Regions from separate parts of the Homo sapiens genome. Here region 2 is linked to region 1. A link is an interaction called in ENCODE POLR2A ChIA-PET data of the cell type or tissue named here. Cell type or tissue: PC-9. All regions are shown on one strand. Each heading gives the region's core, and the rest is flanking DNA. Links, peaks and the distances in the headings are about the cores only.

Evidence for each region. Peaks named below come from ENCODE experiments on the same cell type or tissue, not always from the same donor. Only the 100,000 strongest peaks of a DNase experiment are listed, where the experiment ranks them.
Region 2: POLR2A ChIA-PET joins it to region 1 with 6 read pairs; 2 of 35 experiments call an interaction of 5 or more read pairs at or near these places.

What each region holds. Positions count from the first base shown.
Region 1 is chr2:69,343,339-69,350,900 of GRCh38, forward strand. It overlaps GFPT1 (glutamine--fructose-6-phosphate transaminase 1), which reads right to left. Exons shown (of 20, transcript NM_001244710.2): 10 at 6,740-6,845; 11 at 4,833-4,996; 12 at 2,566-2,661. Among named protein-coding and RNA genes, the nearest start is that of GFPT1, 40 kb to the right of the region's middle. In PC-9, for the core only: no CTCF peak of the experiment used is centred there; no DNase peak of the experiment used is centred there.
Region 2 is chr2:68,991,153-68,998,714 of GRCh38, forward strand. No RefSeq gene overlaps it. Among named protein-coding and RNA genes, the nearest start is that of ANTXR1, 18 kb to the right of the region's middle. In PC-9, for the core only: no CTCF peak of the experiment used is centred there; a DNase peak (open chromatin) is centred at 3,829.

The sequences.
Region 1 (7,562 bases), core at 855-5,854:
TGGGCCTCATCCTGCTGCTCTCTCTGAACCATTTTCAGTCTGTCTACTCTGCCCCTGCTCTCTTCATCTCCTCACCTTTTTTTTTTTTTTGAGACAGAGTCTTGCTCTGTAGCCCAAGCTGGAGTGCAGTGGTGCAATCTCGGCTCACTGCAACCTCCACCTCCCAGGTTCAAGCGATTCTCCAGCCTTGGCCTCCTTAGTAGCTGGGATTACAGGCCGCGAGCCACCACGCCCAGCTAATTTTTTTCTATTTTTAGTAGAGAGGGTTTCACCATGTTGGCTAGGCTCGTCTCGGACTCCTGACCTCAAGTAATCCACCCACCTTGGCCTCCCAAAGTGCTGGGATTACAGGTGTCAGCCACCACGCCCAGCCAGTCCACCTTCTTTTTTATCTTAGTTAGTTATACTATAAAACCAAGGTATGTGTTTTACTTTTTATCTTTTGAATAATTATATGTTCTCCGTTTTGAATTTCAATAATGAAAGAAGGTATGTTTCTCTATTTTAAAAAATTAGCAAGTAGAAAACAAAACCAAACAAAATAAAAAGTGTCACTAGCTTCCCAAATAATTTATAATCAAATCCGAACTACTTACTTTGGCCTTCAAGTCCCATAAGACCTGTCTCCTGCTTACTCTGACCTAGCACATCCCTTCTCACTCAGGCCACACCAGCCAGACTGGCCTTCTTGCTGTTACTGCACTAGACCAAGCCTGTTTGTGTACCTCTGCCTACAGTGTTTTCCACAGACCTTGGCATTAATTACAAATGTTTGAGAAGAAAGGAAACAGCAGTAAAAGGCTGGATCAGGGTCATGCAAAGGCAAAGACTCAATATAAAAGCAAAGCAAAAAAAAAAAAAAAAAAAAAAAGGCAGACCAACTACCAGAAAGACCTGTATTGCAGATGATGACAAAGAATGACATGGATGTAAGACAGTGAGATTAGCTGGCCACGGTTGTTTCCTTAAAATTAGTCCTAGAAATTTCTGGTGGCTGAGGATAGTTGGGATAGTTCTGAAAGAAGCTGCCCAAAGCTCTAAATTTGATGCTTTTGAGAAAAGCCTGATCCCTTTTGAGATGAGGTAAGCCATCACTACAGGCAAAAGAAAGAATGCCTGATGGACAGGGGAGGGGATGGAGAGCACTTAGAACAATGAATACATGGGGAGTAGTTTGGTTCAATAAATGACTAACAATGTGACCTTTGACAAACTGAAAGCCTCAATCTCCTCATCCTAACAACAAAAAAGATGACAGCTATCCTGTTTTATTACAGAACTTTTATGTACATAATACAGATATAAGTACTCTTTTTTATTTTTTTTTTTTGAGACAGGTCTTTCAACCAGGCTGCAGTGCAGTGGTGGAGTCAGAGCTCACTGCAGCCTCGATCTACAGGGCTCAAGCAATCCTCCCACCTCAGGCTCTTCAGTAGCCAGGGCTACAGGCACCCACCACCACACCCAGCTAATTTTTTAAAAATTTTTAGTAAAAAGGAGGTCAGACTGGTCTAGAATTCCTGAGCTCAAGCGATCCTCCCGCTTTGGGTTCCCAAAGCGCTGGGATTACAGGCATGAGCCACTGCACCCAGCCAAAAGTACTTTTTAAAACCGTGAACTTCCCAAAGTTTGTCTCATTTTCTTCCCTTATAAAACAAATCTTTTTCCTGACCTCATTTCCATAAATACCATAAAAGAATTTACTGCTACTCTCCCAGTTCTTCCAGCTCAACCATCTTCAACAACCACCTCTGTCTACAGAGGCAGATACAATTCCTCTGGTGGTACATGCCTGTAATCCCAGCTACTTGGGAGGCTGAGGCAGGAGAATCACTTGAACCCGGGAGGCAGCAGTTGCGGTGAGCCGAGATGGCACCACTGCACCCCAGCCTGGGCAACAATAGCAAAACTCCATCCTAAAAAAAAGAGTAGTGTTGTACTCTCACCTCTACCTTAAAAATGCAGGAGGGTACAGGTTATCCAAAGGCATCAGGCAAATAACTGAAAGACCTCTGGGGAAGTTCACACTTTTACTTATTTATACACTCAGAAAGGAAACCTAGGCCAGGCAGATACACATAAGCTGCCCAGCAACGGGACCAGGTCTTATTCTTCTTAGAATTCACAGTACCTAGGACAGTCCCTGGTACACAGTGGGTGACCTACACATAAAATTTACCATTTTAACTATGTTTAAATGTACAATTCAGTGGCATTAAGCACATTCACATTATTGTGCAACCATCACTACAATCCATTTCTGTAATTTCATCATCCCACAACTGAAACTCTGTACCCTTTAAACAGTGACTCCCCATTTCCCCTCCCCACAGCCCTTGGTAACCATTAATCTACTTTCTCTTTCTGTGAATCTGACTATTCTAGATATCTTATATAGGTAGAATCACACACTAAAGAACTTTTTCCAAGATGGCTGGGCTCCACTGATGGCTGGCAGCTGTAGTTGTTCTACAAGGCTATTAAGGGCAATGAACTTTCAGGTTGTTAATGGCACCTCCTACTGTCAGAGACACTGAAATAATAAAATAATTCATATGTAATTACCAGTATAGTCATCAAAGTTGACTCTTCCTCTCATTGTGTTCACGACAGACTCTGGCTGCTCAAATATTTCCTTCTGCATAAATGAACTGAAGTTGCCTATAGTAATAGAAATCACATAATTAAAACAAAAACAAATCAAATAAAAGAATTTGTACACAACTAAAAGTTTCCTTTAATATAATCTTGGTAAATAAAATATAACAAAAGTTCATGCAATAGACATGACTGCCTAAAAGATTGGGTGAACATATTTTACTCTGTGGAAAAAAATAACAGTAAAAGTCACTTTTAATTAACTTCATACTTGAAATGTGCAGTTACAACAAGTGAATGAGACAAGCTTTTTTTTTTTTGAGACGGAGTCTTGCTCTGTCACCCAGGCTGGAGTGGAGTGGCATGATGTAGGCTCACTGCAATCTTGGCCTCCTGGATTCAAGGGATTCCCCTGCCTCAGCCTCCTGAGTAGCTGTGACTACAGGCGTGTGCTACCACGCCCGGCTAATTTTTTGTATTTTTAGTAGAGACAAGGTTTCACCATACTGACCAGGCTGGTCTCGAACTCCTGACCTCATGATCCAACCACCTCGGCCTCCCAAAGTGCTGGGATTACAGGCGTGAGCCACCGCACTCAGTCAACTGGGACAAGCTTTAAGTTTTGGAGTGCAACCCACCCAAACTGTAGTTCTATCCTTTACTATCTAAACTGGGGAAATTATTAATCTATAAAATAAGAGACCAATTACTTCACAGTATGGATTGTAGTATGGATTAATAAAGCAAAAAATCTGACATATATATATATAGAGTTATGCAATAAATGTTATTTCTTATTTTTACTTTTTTTTTTGAGACAGGGTCTTTGTCACCCAGACTGAAGTGATCACCGCAAGATCACCGCTCACTGCAGCCTCAATCTCCTGGGCTCAAGCAATTCTCACACCTCAGCCACCTGAGTAGCTGAGACTACAGGCACACACTACCATGCCCGGCTCATAGTTTTGTTTTGTTTTGTTTTGTTTTGTTTGAGACAGAGTCTCACTCTGTCGCCCAGGCTGGAGTGCAGCGGCACGATCTCACCTCACTGCAACCTCTGCCTCCTGGGTTCAAGTGATTCTCCCACCTCAGCCTCCCCAGTCACTGAGACTACAGGTACATGCCACCATGCCCATAATTTTCTTTGTATTTTTAGTAGAAACAGGGTTTTGCTATGTTGCTGAGGCTGGTCTTGAACTCCTGAGCTCTGGCAATCTGCCTGCTTCAGCCTCCCAAAGTGCTAGGATTACAGGTGTGAGCCAGTGCACCTGGACTTTTTTTTTTTTTAGTTTGTAGTAGAGATAAGGTCTCACTATGTTGCCCAGGCTGGTCTCAAACTCCTGAGCTCAAGTGATCCTCCTACCTTGGCCTCCCTAAGTGTTGAGATTACAGGCATGAGCCACCGTGCCTGGCCAATGTTAGTTTTTATTCCTACCACAATCCCATCAGAAAGGAATAAAATAATCCAAATCATAATAATTATAATAGTTAACAGAAGCAAATATTACATACGACTAAGTGTGTCAGACACTGTTTTAAGCTTCTTTTTTTTTTTTTTGAGACAGAGTTTTGCTCTTGTTGCCAAGGCTGGAGTGCAATGGCGCAATCTCGGCTCACTGAAACCTCTGCCTCCCGGGTTCAAGCCATTCTCCTGCCTCAGCCTCCCGAGTAGCTGGGATTACAGGCATGCGCCACCACACCCAGCTAATTTTGTATTTTTTAGTACAGTCGGGGTTTCTCCACGTTGGCAAGGCCAGACTGGTCTCAAACTCCCCACCTTAGGTGATCTGCCCACCTCGGCCTCCCAAAGTGCTAAGATTACAGGTGTGAGCCACCGCACCCAGCCATATAGTAGCTTCTTAATCCTCAAAACAACCTTAATGAGGCAGGCTATATTATCCTCATGTTATATATAAGAAAACTAAAGCACAAAGAGAATAAAAAGGAACAGAACATTAACTATTTTTATGTTTATAAAGTATCTTTAAAGTATCAAGTGTTAATAACCTTTTTATAATGTTACAAATAACAAATCATTAATTAGTTTGAAGACGATTGTAAAAACAGCAGATAATTTCTCTAAAGAATCATCCCTTTTCCTAGCGTTGTCCCTTCACTAATCATGTGGAAGATTCCACTCATCATTCATTACTAGATTTAATATGCTAGGAAAGGAAGTAGAATATATTCTTTCCAGTAAGGACAGCAAGCTATAACATGACAAAAACTTTCACCCTTCATGATCTGCTGGAGTTCCATCTGGAGTGTTTGCACAGCTCGTCCGGGGTGATCTCCTGCAGTTCGTTTAATTCGATGGATAGAAAGACGTCCATCCACTACTGCTGCAACATCATCATCTTCCAGAAAGATGACGCGATTGGTGTGTTCTATGACAGCACTATAAAGTTTTCAAGGAGATATTACAATCGATAACCAAGGATCATTATTACAAATGAAACTATCATTTGGATACAAGAACCAAATTTCAATATAAACTCTATCACTCTGCAGTATCTCAGAGAATTTTCTGGTTACTAATGCCAACCCCTACAGGAAAGTATGGGGAAGGTGGTCATTGTGGACAAAAAATAAAAGGAACTCTGCATAGCAATCTAAACCAAACAGATTAGATCAGAAAGCATGGTTGTTTCCTCCTCATTCTATCCATTACCAAGTCCTGAAATTTTAACTTCCAAATATTCTTAGTTTCTATGTCCACCACCAGACAAATTCAAGCTCCCATCAGCTCCTCGGGTGGACTACTGCAGCGATCTCCCAATTAGTCCACCCACTTTCTCTCTGATCTCTCTCCGTCCATCCTCCATTTCTGCCAAAATTGATATCAAAAGGCAACAACTCTAATAAAGATTTCTCCTTCACTCAACAAACCATTTGACAGTTTCCCTTTGGCTCTCAGAGAGACAACAAAGTGCCTTACCGTAATCCCTATACCTCCTTCTCCAGCTTCATCTCCCCCCAAGCTTCCTCTCACTCTCTCTATTCTGGCCACACTCAAAGCCATCCTAAACTCTCACAGGCTGAGCCATTTGCAAAGAATGAATGTTCCTCCCTCTACCTGTTAACCTAATTAACTCCTAATCTCTCCTTAACTCTCAGTTCAAACATCATTCCCTTAAAGAAATTTACCCACCAAGGGTAAATCACTCTGTTACTAGCATTCTGCAGCTCTTGTCACAGCTGGAATTCTACACTTCTGTGATCATTGTTTAAAATTTGCCTCCTCACTATGGAAGAGCTCCTAAGGAAAAGTAATATTTTTATTTTTACTCACCATTATCTCCTGACGCTAGCATATGACTTCACCCAGTGTTCAATATGAATGTATAAATGAATGAGAAAAGGCTGATATGTTTCTGTAATTCCAGTGTATTTAAGCCATAACTGTCAACTGTGTAATCTTACACATCTTAGCCCTGACTACACACCTTACACACCTGTAAAAACATTAAAGAGTAAAGCTTGTTTTCCCACTGAGATAATATATTCCCTGATGTCCTAAATGGCATTATTTTCTTATTTTTATTATTTTCTCTTATTTTCAGGTACAGTGGATGACTCAAATACTTGTTTGCAATTTCGGTGATTTTATTTTATCCTCATTACTATTTCATTTACAAATGCATGTAAACATCCCCCTGCATTTTCTCTCAAAATATCTTAGTCTACTACTATCCCTTTATAAAAATGATTATGCTGCAAATTAATTCTAAATGTAAAAGATGAGTATCTACATTAGACTAAAACTACAATAGTTTAGCAACTATGCTATAACTATTGGGATACTAACTAAGCCATTTTACTCTTCAATCTAGAATCTCCTCCCTTCAAAACCTGGATAAGGCTCCTGAAATAAGAAGGAAAAAAATGTAAGAGCTCTAAAATAAATACACTGGAACAAGTCTCAAGCAGTATATGTGTTCTTAGTAAACTGACCCACATACTTTGAAATGACAGAAAAAGTGTCCTTACAGCCCCATCTCCAAAATGGTCACCTGTATTTCTTTAATTTAAAAAGTTATCTCACAGAGCACAACTAGACTGATACACAATGACTTCTTGGGTTTCCTGCAGAATGAGAAGTTTTACTAAAAATCTCTTTGAATCAACTAAGGAAGCTCACCTTGCATCAGAAGCAAAGTAATACTCCACTGCTTTTTCTTCCACCGGGAAAAGGCAGGTTGTGCTGTCCACACGAGAGAGATTGCAGCTTCCTTTCTTGTCTTTGCCTAAAGCATATAGTTAACATGAATTGGCAAACATGTAGAAAATCATGTCCAATGTAGAAATATGCATAATATTCTATAAAATCAAGAAAAAATCATAGCAACACAAAACAATTTTAGCAAATTTAAAAAGCCAAGTAGATCACCTTATTTCCATGCAATAAGCCAATAAGAACAGACAAAAAGTGTACAGTGAAGTAGCAACTATCAAAGAGTGCGTGGCAGGTAAAAGTGCTACATTATATGTTTTTTTAATATAATATTTATTTTCCAGGTAAAAGACAAGTAATTCCTTAATATTAACCGGTTTTTTAAATCAAAAGTATGTATAAATTAATTTTAACTTTATACAAAACAATGATCTTAACACATAAAAGTTTGTGTACCTATAATTATAACAAAATTACATTTAAAATATCAAAATTGTGCAACGAAAAATAAAATGAACACAGGGGCTCACGCCTGTAATCCTAGCACTTTGGAAGGCCGAGGCAGGTGAATCACTTGAGGTCAGGAGTTCAAGACCAGCCTGGTCAACATGGCGAAACCCCATCTCTACTGAAAATACAAAAATTGGCCAGACGTGGTGGCAGACGCCTATAATCCCAGCTACTTGGGAGGCTTAGGCAGGAGAATCACTTGAACCCAGGAAGTGGAGGCTGCAGTGAGCCGAAATCACACGCCATTGTACTCCAGCCTGGGCAACAGAGCAAAAACTCT
Region 2 (7,562 bases), core at 954-5,953, 350 kb before region 1:
TATATATATGTTCAGATGTTCATCCATATTAGAGGAAGCTGGGAGCAAGGTACATAAAAACTCTGTCTTTATCACTTCTCTATAAATCTGAAATTGTTTCAAACTCACAAGTTTTTAAAGTGACTAGATTGAACTACTTTATTCAAAGATAAAGATTGAGATTTTGTTTAAAAATCTAGATATTAGAAAAGACAAAACTAAAGAAACACTGATATGTGAAAAAAGAAATTGGAAAGAATGTATAGATACATTTTAAATAAATAATAAAATCAGGGGTGGTAATATTGTCAAAAAGAAGAATTTGTGGCAAAATTAGTGAATAAAATAATAGAAGGTCCTTTGGGATAACAAAACATTCAATCTATATTGAAGTCAACTTTAGAAACAAAATTACATAGATTGAAGATATATAACACCAAAAAAAAATCTATTGGAAATGCTAAAAGAAACTAGCAAAGCTACAAAATGGGAAGAGATTTCTATCAGTTTCCGACAGTTCAAATTCACAAAAATAAAATATTAAAAACTTCAATATTTAGATGTTTGCACCAGGAAGTGGAAGCTCCATGAAATGCAGACTCATATAAGTATCTGCTGGCAACAGCTTAAGTGTCACAAGCTGTGTCGCACTGATGACATGATTTTTCCGAAACAGCAAACAATTCTTGATAGTGTTCTAAACAAAGGAAATACAGCCTTCCCTAAATTTACATGCATTCCTGAAAATTTTGGTGCCTACTAAAAAGTTACAAAGTCAATTTCTTTATGTTGGAAGCAAGTTCATATCTCATCTCAGAAAATTACAATCAGATGGAACACAGGACAAGTTTTCATGGCATGCAGCTGTAAACACAATCGAACAAAGTTAGCAGAACATCCCTTCAAACAACTTGGGTATGTAGTGTGTCCCCCACCTTCATTAATTTCGACAACTAAAATCCCCCTGAAATCTTCTGAATTTTTTACTTTGCTTGATACATATTATGTGTGAGTAATATGCAGAAAGCCCCAAAACAGAGGACCTTAGCATAGCAGGCATGTCCCAACTGAGCACAACTTTGGTTACTGCCTACACTTAACTTGGTCTTCTAATAGGATTCTCTAGTTAGGGGACCATTAAAGCAACTGACACCCCTGTTGTCTTCCCTACATCAGCATGCTTCTCTTGCTTGGAACAAGTGTCAAAGCCCATCACACCCTGCACACCTATTACTCTTGAAAATCCTGATGTCATGGGCAGAGTCAGACCTTGCCCAGGGGCAACTGCCTTCAATTCTGTCCTCTCCTTTTCTGAACACAGCAGTATTTGTGTTGGGGTAGAGGTCTCGCCAGAGGCACCCTCAATGTTGGAAACATTCCCACCATGCCAAATGTTTTCTTTGACAGGTTGTTGTCGGTGCTGCTGACGTTAGGCTTGGGCAATGGCCCCTTTCTTGCCTGCAATGACAATTCTCATCATAACCCTGTTGCTGAAATGACTTGCAGGTTACCGGAGTGAAATGGAAGCTGGGGCTGTTGCTTCAATCACCTGCTCTCCTGCTGGCATGGACCACGAATCATTTGCAGATTAGAGGTTTGACTGCATCTAGATGCTCCTTGTCCTGCTTTTACATCCAGCCCCGTTGGGGCTTAGCTTTAAGTCCCATTAATGTACTGTTCAGGTACTGTTTTTTTTTTAATCATGAGCTCATTGGTACTTCCCTCAGACTGGTCCTACATTGTATTATAGTAACAAAAACTTTTTAGATTTTGGCTTTTCAATAGCATCCTTCATCTATTCTACTGCTAGGACAAATTTTTACTCTATTTTTGTATTATTTGTTCAATTCAAAGGGAATATGGAAGAGAGGGGAGTTAATATATAGGCTTAAAATGTTGCCTTGGCCAGGGGCTAGAAAGGGAGATGAGTCAATGGCAGACACCACCCATGGCCTTGTCATGAGGCTTTGAGGGTCTGGCTGGTGGCCAGTGGGACTGGTACGTGTGATAGGCCTGTGGTGACCCTGAAGCTGAGGAACGGGAGGGGCAATTGTTGAGCTGCTGATGTCTCTGTCTTTGGTCTGGCTTGGCTGCAGTGAACAATGGCCATGTTTAGCAGTGACCTGGACAGACTGCGGCCAGATTCTAACAGAGGCAGGCCCCACATGCATTTTTTTATTAAAAAGACAAAAAAAGATTAAAAATCAACTATCTAGGTCTTAGATATGAATTAATAATTTATTTTCCAGAAATATGCAGATTTGCTCATCTACCACCTGTTGGATGAAGGTGTGCATTTCTCCACTGTGGGGGTGTCATCTGCCTCTCATGGCATGAGGTGGCGCGGGCAGATGCCATGATGCCATGCAGAGACTGAGCTTTAGCCAGCCAAAGGGACTCACTCAGAACCACCCAGGCCAAACCAGGACCAGGTCTCAGGTTTGGCTCTCTCTCTGACTCCAGTATTTTCCTCTCAGACATTTATTCAAATATCATTCAGTGGGAAAGCAAACATAGCTTATGGAAAAAAAAAAAAGCTTTAATTTGCATCAACAACAAAAGCTAAGTCTTAGATGAATGCTAAATCCTTATTTCTCATTGTCAAGAGTATCAAGCGCCAGAGTTTTGGGGCGCACGCATACACACACACACACACACACACACACACACACACGAGCTAATCTCAGTGAGACCGACGCCCTCCCAGGCCTTTTGAGTTCTTTAGCTAATTGCACAAGGCAGTCAAATCAACAATGCTCTCTTTCATGCTTGAGCAACGGAGATGGGTCCTCCCTACTCAGCTTTTCATCTCTTCAGTGGAAATTATTGAATAAACAGTGAAACACAGTGCAGCAACCTCCTTCCCAACCCACACACCCCCCAAGATCAAAATTGTCAGCAATCTCTAAGAACTTCCTAGGGGCTTGGCCACACCTGCCTATGATACCCGTGTGGCAGACAGTGTGGGGCAGTGGATTAGCCAGAGCTGGATTCAAAAACTGGTTCCTAGCTAAGTTAATTAACTTCCCAGGGCCTCAGGGGGGAAATGGAGTTAATAATGCCTACTGTTGTCAGCTATTACAACCAACAACAAAATCTTAGTAGCATTCAATAACAAGCATTTTGCATCCATCTATGGGCAGGTAGCTGGAAACTAGCTGACTGAGGCTGGACTTGGCTGAGCATCTCTCCTTCAAGCTATAAGTCCATCTGGCTCCAATGTGTGCCATGCCTCTCATTCTGGCTACAGGTGGAAGGGCAGCACCTCCAGGGAGAAGCCCTTCTCATGGAGCATGGTCTGCCACATAAATCCCTCTTTGCATCACATTTACTTTTATCCCTTGGGCCAAAATAAGTTTTACGATCAAGCCAAAAGTCAAGGTGGTGCAGGTAAATAACCCCTTTGTGTACTTCTCATGTGAAAGGCACTCAACAGTTAGATGGCAAAAGAGGGTGGTGAAGAATTGGAGCTGAAAATTCAATCTGCCCCACTACTGCATAGGGTTGTGGAAAAGATAAAATGCAATGATGTGTGATACATATACATATTAAGCATTTAATAATCATTTGTGTCATTTCATTACATGCACTCCAGACCCATTGCTATAGTGCCCTGGCTGAAGTCTATTCAGGCTGTGGGAGGCAGTCAAATATGGCTTCCATCAATTTCTTCCCTTACTCTATTGGCATGCTTTTCCATGAATCAAAAAGTAGAGTATAATTCTCTTCTTTCAAATCTAAGTTAAACTTTGTGACTTCCCTTGACCAAGATAGAGAAGCAGAAGTGACAGTCTGAGATTCCTAAGGTTAACACATAAGAAGACTTGTCACTTCTGCCTGAGTCATTGGAATGCTCACTTTAGGACCGCTCCCTCTGAAGACCAGTGGCCAAGCTGGAAGAAGCCCAAGCCACATGGGGAGGCCACAAGTACGTGCCAAAATTTACAACTCCAGCTGAGCTTCCAGCCAACAGCCAGCATCCGCTGTTAGCTATACCAGTGGGCCACTTGAACGTCCAGCCCAGTTGATCCTTCAGATGACCAGAGTCCAGCTGATATCTTGCTGCAGTCACATGGGAGACCCCAAATGAGAGCTTCCCAGCTGAGCTCCAGTCAGCCCTCAGAACCATGGGAAATAATAATTCATTGTTTTGTCATCATGTTTTAGGATGGTTTATTTTGCAGCAGTAGGGAGGCAGAAGGCTGGCCAATGCTAATATTTCCACCGGTCACTGAAGCCATGCAGAACCCTGGTGGCTAAAGAATCTTCTCATCCCTAAACTCACCAGAGTTCCCTCTTCGTGTTGGTCCTGTCTCCCCTTTCCAGGGCTGTCAGAGCCCTTTAAAAAGGCTTTTAGCATTAGCTTAGCTCCCTCTCCAACCCCTTTCACTTCAAAGTGGGGAAGGTGTCTATGGTGTGGGAGGTAAATGAATTAGTTTGGCAGCAACTCACTGAGAGTGGACACATGCAAGTTCAAGCCTTTTGAGGGGCTGAAAGGGGATGGCTGTTCAGAGTTCTGATGCATGTATGTTTCCCTAACGCTCTTCATTCATGGGACTCAGAATGACTCAGACTTAAGATGAATTGAATTGACTCTTAGACTTTTGACTAGTAGATGATCTTTGCATTTGACCCTAAATGTACTTGATGCCATATTCAAGAGGCATCTGAGAATCTGATTCCCCAGAATTCTGCACTGACTTCTCCTATTTCACAAGCTCTGGGGAAGACAAGCCCATGGGCAGGCACATGAAGCTCTACAGAGTGCCTGAGAGCCACTGAAAAGGCCCTGGTGGATCTCGTGGGGCTCAGCTCCCCATGAGAACTCCACCCATCAGAGCATAGATGTCCACAGGAGCCCAACAACGTTCTTGGAAACCAAATGCAATTACAACACTTTCATTCAAGTGATTTCTTCCTGCTGACTTGCTTTATACATCTGCTCTGCAAAAGTAATTTTACAGTAAATAAAGCAGCAACCCCTTGTTGGAATTCAAGGACCTTCAGCCCTTATGTAAGTCAAAGGAAGAATCCCCATCATCCACTTATCTAAACATGAGAGTTACACAGTCATTTAAAGGATTCAAAGGAACTAGACAAATTGCAAGTTGGTGACACAAAAGTCAACATCCTGCAGTAGAATAAAGAAATAACAAAGCCAAGCACCGTGTTATGAATGGGATTCAGAAAATCTAGTTCCTAGAAATTCCAGTCATGGAAAAAATTGCAGAAAAAAAAAAAAAGGATTATCAGGTTTAAACCTAAACTTTCAAAACTTGTTCAGCTCCTCACCTTCCCACTTACAGACGTTATCAGCAAGCTTTCCTTTGTCTCAATGGGTGACATGGGCGAAGGAACATCCCAGCTCTATCCCTTACAGGCACATGTATTTTTAACAAAGATATTTGGCAACTGTCAGATTTTCATTCACAGAATGAGGAGCATAATATCAAAATCACAGTTGTGAGTCTTAATGGAACTATGGCATTCATGTAAGCCTTTAACAGAACTCTTGTCTTACAATAATTCATTTCTTTGGTCAATGCTAACCCCTAAATCCAACTCTCTCTAGCTCTCTCTGTCTTTCTTTCTGTCTCTCTCTCTCATTGCCAGCCTCTACATTTCCTTATTCCCTTTTCAGACAAGGATATCTGCTTAACTCCCAACTTAAAAAAAAAATCACACAAACAAGCAAACACAAAAGCTCCTTCAACCTTGTATTTCTTTCCTACCTCCAACTCTACCCCAACTATTGCCCATTTTATAGCTTCACAGTTAACTTTTTACACTCACTGTATCTACTGCCTCCCCTTCAATTTACTGTTTGTTTTTAACACTATGTGATTTGTAACATTTACTTTTGAGCTCTTATCCATATGAACATTTTTCATAGTTGCCAACATAAGCTGCATATATCGTACATTTATTTTTTGTAAGAATGCACAATGATATCACTTTCTCATGTTTTACAGGCTTCATGTGCTTTATTTGTGATGGCTACATAGATTTTATTACTGATCCAAAACTTATTAAATCATTCTCATAATGTTGGGCATTATTTTACATTTTAATTATAACTGTTAAGTGGTGTATGTGTGTGTGTGATGTGGTGTTTATAAAACAAAGAACACACAGAGTAATTTATAAACATTGAAGGCAATGTATTATATATAATTTTTACTGTGTATGTATTCATGATTTATGTATATATATATGGTTTTTAGTGTTGCTTTCAATGTTTATAAACTACTGTGTGCAGTGTTTTTTTTTCAACTCTTTCAGTTTTGTCAACATTATTTTATAAATATCTTCATGTATTGATATCTAGTTCATGTGACTGTCACTTTTAATGGCCTAGCATTTCATTGTGCTAATAGCTCATTAGGATGAAGCAATGTTAGCAGGATTCCTTAGCAGAACCATTAGAAAAATCTGAAGCATCTCATTTTTTTAAATACTGTAAATTTTTGACTAAGTACAGCAGCTCATGCCTGTAATCCCAGCACTTTGGGAGGCCAAGGAGAATCACTTGAGGCCAGGAGTTACAGACCAGCCTGGCCAACATGGTAAAACTCCATCTCTAGTAAAAATACACACACACACAAATAGCCAAGCATGGTGGCCAGCTACTCAGGAGACTGAGGCAGGAGAATTGCTTCAACCAAGGAGGCAGAGGTTGCAGTGAACCGAGATCGCGCCACTGCGCTCCAGCATGGGTGACAGAGACTCCATTTCAAAAAAAAAATTTTTTTTTAATGAAATAAAATGCTGTAAATTTTTACTCCAAATAATAAATACACATAGTTTAAAAGTCAGATTGTCCAGGCCGGGTGCGGTGGCTCACGCCTGTAATCCCAGCACTTTGGGAGGCCGAGGTGGGCGGATCACGAGGTCAAGAGATCGAGACCATGCTGGCCAACATAGTGAAACCCCGTCTCTACTAAAAATACAAAAAAATAGCCGGGCATGGTGGCGGGCGCCTGTAGTCCCAGCTACTCGGGAGGCTGAGGCAGGAGAATGGCATGAACCCAGGAGGCGGCGCTTGCAGTGAGCCAAGATCACACCACTGCACTCCAGCCTGGGCAACAGAGTGAGACTCTGTCTCAAAAAAAAAAAAAAAAAAAAAGTCAAATTGTCTTTAAGTCACAAAACAAAATGCTCTCATTTTCTATCTCACCATTCTCCCTGTTCCTAGACCTTTTCAACTATTTTAACTAAATATTGTCATTTCTACATTGCCATGTTTCTCAATGATATGCATACACTGATATATTTTGATTCATCAATTTCAGACATTATCTATTGACTTTCTATTTTAGAAGTGATACTCAGCTCTCCAATGTCAATCACATCAAGGTAACTATTATTAATAATTTCTCTTTTCCCTGTTGGCAGTATCCTTTTAGGAACCTTCTTTCTGCTTCTCTCTGGACTGGCTCTTCTCCAGGCCACCTGCACAGCCATCCTCCTAGGGTGGCCCTTTGCTGTCATCCTAAGCATTCCCTTTGCCTTTCTCCTGAGTTGGTGTATTAGGCAGGGTTCTCCAGAGAAATAGAACCAATAGGATATGTGTGTTTGGAAAG